Linked DNA regions of Homo sapiens: region 2 is linked to region 1. The links are chromatin contacts, found by Hi-C in ENCODE. All regions are on one chromosome and are shown on one strand. Each heading gives the region's core, a stretch centred on a gene start or an enhancer-like site at or near the end of the contact. The rest is flanking DNA. Distances are from core to core; before and after follow the strand shown.

Region 1 (3,075 bases), core at 426-2,925:
ACAATTAAAACAGCCCTCCCCCTAGTCTCGGTGTGACTAGGGCTCTCCCGGGGTAGGCTAGCTGCCTGCCTTTCTCTTTCTCTCTTCTCTCTTTACTTCCCTCTTTTTTCTTTTTTTTTTTTCCTTTATATCTTTCTTTTTTTAGTATCGCGAAATAAGAGGTGGTATCAGTTTTTTAAAAGTTTCAGTGTAACTTTCTCTAAACCCAAGCCTGCGGCGGTAACAAGAGATACAGCGCTCACAAAGCCCTCGGGATGTTGCCCTCTTGTGGGCACGGAGGGCATTACCGCCTAGCGGTCCCATCTGAACCTTCAAAGCCGACACGCATTTGCTTTCACAGAACGAGGAGGGATGACTACACACGCAGCCACAAAAGCTTCCTCTATCACACACTTGAGCGAACTTCAATGAAATACCTACCTCGAACTTCACGGAGACTTACAAATTCATTCTCTAAGCCACCTGACTTCTTTTTCACATCATTCCCAATTATATAGATTAGAATACCAATGCGGGGAGGCGGAGGTGGAGGAGTGAGGTGGGCCGAGAGGGCAGACAGATTTCCGGACGAATACTTAGGATGGCGATAACAGCTTTCTGTTGTCAAAGGTTGCGTTGTGTCCCTGTCCCTGCCCTTTTGCCTTAATGTCCTACGCACAGTTATCTACGGCTACAACATGTGTTTTCTCAGGGTGGATTTTTTGGAGGGGAGGTGAAGGGGAGAAAAACAGACCCCCGCCACGCAGATCTGTCACTCCGGAACAAGGCGCAACTCTCCAAGAGGGGGACGCATCCTCGGGATCAGCGCGTCCACCAGCGAGCGGCGGGCGCCCGGGCCCCTTTCTCTCCCTCCACTCCCCCTCCGCGTCGGCCCCTCGGAGCGCCCTCCTCCCGCTCCTCCTCCTCCTTTCCCCTCCCCAGCCAAGTACGCAAACCCGCCCCGGCCCGGCAGCCGCGGCTCCCGGCCACCCGCGCCCTCTCGGGGCTCCGCTCGCTCGGCTCTCGTCCCTCTGCCTGTCCTGCCCCAGCCCCTCGGTCCCAGCTCACAGAAACTAACCCTGGAGTGCCCGGAAGGGCAGGAGCGGAAGACGCCGGGGGACGGCGGCCCGGCCCTGGGCTCCTGCCCCCTGCCCCCTCCGGCGCCCCAACAGGTAGCTCACAGCGGGCCGCGCGCCCTGGCTCTGCCTCCCTCGCTCTCGAGATCGCTCGCTCCGTCCCGGTTACCTGGGCGGGCTCCAGGATGGTACCGCGCGGGAGGGCTCCTTGTGCGCTGCGCCGCAGGAGTAAATGGCATTAAAGAAAAAGGGAAAGATACAAATAAAAAAAATTAAAAGGAAGGGGAGTCGGTGCTAGGTCAATTGTCACAGTCCGGGGAGCAAGGGAACAGAACCCCCCAGCGCCGCGGCCGGCGTAGCCCGTTAACTCAAGTCTGCGGGGGTGTCCCGCCCCGGGTGGGGGCAGCGCAGAGCGGCAGAAGTTTGCCGCCGGGGTTCCAGGAGGTGCGCGCGGAGCGGGGTGACTAGGGGCTTCACCCTGGAACAAGTGAAGGCGATGGTTAGTGCTGTCAATCTTGGCAATCAGTGTGAGCGGCCATGTCGTAAGTATTCAAAGCATTTCCCGTCGTGCAACATCAGAAAGTGAGTGGCCAGGGCATTGATCTGAGCGAGGGAGAGGAGGCTGGGCTCCCCTCCCAGACAACACAGGCAAGATGAGACAAGAGGCGAGGGAGGCAGCGAGCCAGGCAGAGAAGCTGGGAGGGAGGAGGGCGGGCCGGGGGAAGAAGGAGGGGAGAGCGGGAGGCAAAGGCAAGAGAGAGCCGCAAAGAGAGAGGAGGGCAGAGACATCGGCGAGACCAGAGGTTGGAACTGGGGAAAGCGCCTGGAAAGAGACGGTGAAGCAACTACTAGGGGAGAACTGGAAGGAGACAAAGAAGAGAGAAAGTCGGGGTCAGAGGAGAATGGGGACAAGTACTAGGTGGGGGAGAGGCAGGCTGAGGGGAAAACGACCAAAAGAGCTCTATTGGGGCTAGGGCTGCTGGGAGGAGGAGTCAGGAGAAAGGCAAACTGTAGCGTGGAAAAGGTAGGCAACTCGGGGAGAAAAAAAAGGAGCAAACTGGAGAAAGTGAGGAAGTCAAATGGTAAAGGAAAATGTATGAATGGTAGCTTGTGCTTTGGAAAAGTTAGGTGACAGAAGGAGGCATGGGCTGAATGTTGAGAAGTACTAAGAGATAGAACTGGACCACAAAAGCGAGTCACGAGACAAACGGAGAAGGGGAAGGACAGGCAGGCCAGGGAGAAGACAAGAAGGGTGGATATTAGGATGAACAATAAGAAGGATGAAGGAAAACGAAAAAAAGAAGTAGTCAAAAGAGAGAAAAGAAAGAGATGAAGGAAGCAGAGATGATGAAAACACACCACTTAGTAGGATCTCAGCAAATGGGGGAAGAGAAACATTTTAAACGATGGAGGAGGAGGCGTTGAAAAAAAAAAAAGAAAAAGCAATTCACACAGGAGATTCCTAACATATGTAGGTGGCAGTGTTCTGGAGGCCATATGGATTATATAGTTTATGGATTCAAATTATTATAAATAACAGGACATGTACAAATCACCAAAAAATTATTACACTTTCACGGCAATAAATAAAACAATTCCACAATTGTTATACTGTTATATGGATAAGTCTTCATTGTATGGGATTGAGTGGATGATATATGTATATTACCTCAACTTTGTAGAGGAAAAGATTTGGAGAAACAATTTCAAGAGGGGTGGTTTAAAGGTTGTTGAAGATGAAAACAGTTTCAGTCACCCAGGATGACATATAAAAATGCCTAAGTCAGATGTAGAAAATTATGTTAATAAAAGACCCCCAGACAAAACCTAAATAAAGATTCCCTTTGAGTCATGTGTAGGGTAGATTATAGATTTGAAGGACATAGAATGTCATAAAGAAGTAGACACCTGAAACTTAATCTCAGTGCAAAAAAAGCTGGAGGACCAGGACAGGGAATAATCATGGTCTCAGGTAGTAGAGATGCAGAATATAAAAGATAGATGAGAAAACTAGCTTTGA
Region 2 (3,075 bases), core at 339-2,838, 1.1 Mb after region 1:
ATGCCTTCCAGAAGTTAGTGGGAAAGGCACAAAGATCACTCCTGCTTAAATTTCTGGTTTCCAGGAGGGGAGATCCAGGCAGGGATGTATGGCCAACGGAGATTCCTAGCCAGAGTGCTGAGAGGACTGTGTGAACTGCAGATTCAGGAAGAGGCTGAGAGACCCCCATGGGGGTGGCCGGTATGCTGAGGCTTGTATGGGAGCCAGATATCCCACATCCCATGGGGTGGTTGCCTCCTCCTGTTTCCAGCCTTTCCAGTGAGGCTGCAGGAAAGAGACACAGCTAAGGCCTGGAGACTCGTGGCACTCCGTCAGGGCATGGTACCACAGATGAGTTGTAAGCCTGCGGGACACAGCATCCAACTCTGAAAGCCCCTTGCTCGAATAACCCTACATCACCGCCTGAGGGCTTCCATATCCTTGGTCTCTTCAGACTGTCATCCCCACCACAATTACTCCAAGAAATTACTGTCATCCCCAAATCTATAACTGGAAACTGAGGCTCAGGAAGGAGACATGACTTCCACAAAATCACACAGTTGGGAAACTCTGGAGTCTGCACTCAACTGGTCTGCAAACCGCACTCTCGGAGACTTCAGGTGAGATGAGGTCAGGTTCTCAGGCCAGGTCCTGAAGTTTGACACCTTGGCGAAATGCACTTTCCTTGACTCAGCACCGCGAGTGAGGCGGAGCCAAGCCCCGAGCAGAAGGGTTTTCTTCCCAGCTGAAGAGGCAGCTCAGCCTAGACCCCAGGCATGGCACTGGACACCCCTGCTGTGGAAACGTGCAGATTTAGATGGAGGGGATTCCTAACCTGGGCAGGATCCGAGTTTGGAGAGATTGGCGCGAAGCTTTAGCAGCAATCTCCGATTCCTGTACAACCATAGCTGGGTTTCTAAGCGTCTAGGGAAGAAGGACTGGGCCCACGACCTGCTGAGCAACTCCCAGGTCGGGGACTGGCGGAATATCAGAGCCTCTACGACCCGTTTGTCTCGGGCTCGCCCACTTCAACTCTCGGGGTCTCTCCGCCTGTTGTTGCACTCGTGCGTTTCTCTGCCCCTGACGCTCTAAGCTTTCTGCTTTCTGCGTGTCTCTCAGCCTCTTTCGGTCCCTCTTTCACGGTCTCACTCCTCAGCTCTGTGCCCCCAATGCCTTGCCTCTCTCCAAATCTCTCACGACCTGATTTCTACAGCCGCTCTACCCATGGGTCCCCCACAAATCAGGGGACAGAGGAGTATTGAAAGTCAGCTCAGAGGTGAGCGCGCGCAGCCAGCGTTTCCCGCGGATACAGCAGTCGGGTGTTGGAGAGGTTTGGAAAGGGCGTGCCGGAGAGCCAAGTGCAGCCGCCTAGGGCTGCCGGTCGCTCCCTCCCTCCCTGCCCGGTAGGGGACCTAGCGCGCACGCCAGTGTGGAGGGGCGGGCTGGCTGGCCAGTCTGCGGGCCCCTGCGGCCACCCCGGGGACCCCCCCAAGCCCCGCCCCGCAGTGTTCCTATTGGCCTCGGACTCCCCCTCCCCCAGCTGCCCGCCTGGGCTCCGGGGCGTTTAGGCTACTACGGATAAATAGCCCAGGGCGCCTGGCGAGAAGCTAGGGGTGAGGAAGCCCTGGGGCGCTGCCGCCGCTTTCCTTAACCACAAATCAGGCCGGACAGGAGAGGGAGGGGTGGGGGACAGTGGGTGGGCATTCAGACTGCCAGCACTTTGCTATCTACAGCCGGGGCTCCCGAGCGGCAGAAAGTTCCGGCCACTCTCTGCCGCTTGGGTTGGGCGAAGCCAGGACCGTGCCGCGCCACCGCCAGGATATGGAGCTACTGTCGCCACCGCTCCGCGACGTAGACCTGACGGCCCCCGACGGCTCTCTCTGCTCCTTTGCCACAACGGACGACTTCTATGACGACCCGTGTTTCGACTCCCCGGACCTGCGCTTCTTCGAAGACCTGGACCCGCGCCTGATGCACGTGGGCGCGCTCCTGAAACCCGAAGAGCACTCGCACTTCCCCGCGGCGGTGCACCCGGCCCCGGGCGCACGTGAGGACGAGCATGTGCGCGCGCCCAGCGGGCACCACCAGGCGGGCCGCTGCCTACTGTGGGCCTGCAAGGCGTGCAAGCGCAAGACCACCAACGCCGACCGCCGCAAGGCCGCCACCATGCGCGAGCGGCGCCGCCTGAGCAAAGTAAATGAGGCCTTTGAGACACTCAAGCGCTGCACGTCGAGCAATCCAAACCAGCGGTTGCCCAAGGTGGAGATCCTGCGCAACGCCATCCGCTATATCGAGGGCCTGCAGGCTCTGCTGCGCGACCAGGACGCCGCGCCCCCTGGCGCCGCAGCCGCCTTCTATGCGCCGGGCCCGCTGCCCCCGGGCCGCGGCGGCGAGCACTACAGCGGCGACTCCGACGCGTCCAGCCCGCGCTCCAACTGCTCCGACGGCATGGTAAGGCCGGGACCCCAGGAAGTGAGGAAGTTAGGGCGGCGCTCGGGATATCAGGGACGCGTTTCCGAGGGCGGGGAGCTGGCCTTGCGGGAGGTTTGGGCCAGGATCCTTCCCGAGAGAGAGGACCCCCTTGTCCTGGGCAGCTGTCACTGGGGTAGCCTGTTTTGGAAGTGTGCGGGCAAGCGTTCGAGCTGCCCCATTGGGGGCGCTATTAGAACACTGCAGCGCGAACGTGAAGATCTTTTTCTCTACTTATCCCTACTTCCAAAATGTAAATTTGCGCCCCTTGGTGACTGTCCGCCCTTGGTTTGGCCCTGCATGTTGCAGACCTCATCTCCTACCCACCCGTAATTACCCCCCCAACCAGGACAGGTCTGGGCCCGGAACTAGAGCCTTAGGCTAGAGTTAGGGAGGGGGCGGCTACAGGAATTGGTGTTCGGGCCTCGAGCCGTCCCGCGGGCCTGACTCAGTCGCCCTTGCTGTTTGCAGATGGACTACAGCGGCCCCCCGAGCGGCGCCCGGCGGCGGAACTGCTACGAAGGCGCCTACTACAACGAGGCGCCCAGCGGTGGGTATTCCGGGCCTCTCCCTGCTCGCTCCTCCTCCTTCATGGAGCTGTCCTGGCCTCTATCTAGGACGCTCCCA

The links. A loop is a pair of places that touch in the nucleus more often than their neighbours do. Pooled maps may share reads with other maps.
Region 2: a loop to region 1 is called in a map of gastrocnemius medialis, with 6 times the contacts of the local background. The contact joins the promoter of MYOD1 here to the enhancer-like site in region 1. A Hi-C loop is called at or near these places in 1 of 168 maps with a recorded cell type or tissue (gastrocnemius medialis), 1 of 37 single-sample maps with no recorded cell type and 7 of 50 pooled maps.

What each region holds. Positions count from the first base shown.
Region 1 is chr11:16,606,121-16,609,195 of GRCh38, forward strand. It overlaps a transcript of SOX6 not described here. Among named protein-coding and RNA genes, the nearest start is that of C11orf58, 130 kb to the right of the region's middle. RefSeq lists enhancers at 1,002-1,503, 1,504-2,003. Within about 2 kb of position 1,676, at least 26 of the 41 ENCODE cell types and tissues checked have a DNase peak (open chromatin) inside an H3K27ac peak, as active enhancers do; they include gastrocnemius medialis, where a contact is called at or near this core.
Region 2 is chr11:17,717,983-17,721,057 of GRCh38, forward strand. It overlaps MYOD1 (myogenic differentiation 1), which reads left to right and starts at 1,589. Exons shown (of 3, transcript NM_002478.5): 1 at 1,589-2,430; 2 at 2,920-2,998. The coding sequence starts at 1,801. RefSeq lists enhancers at 2,538-3,049, 3,050-3,075.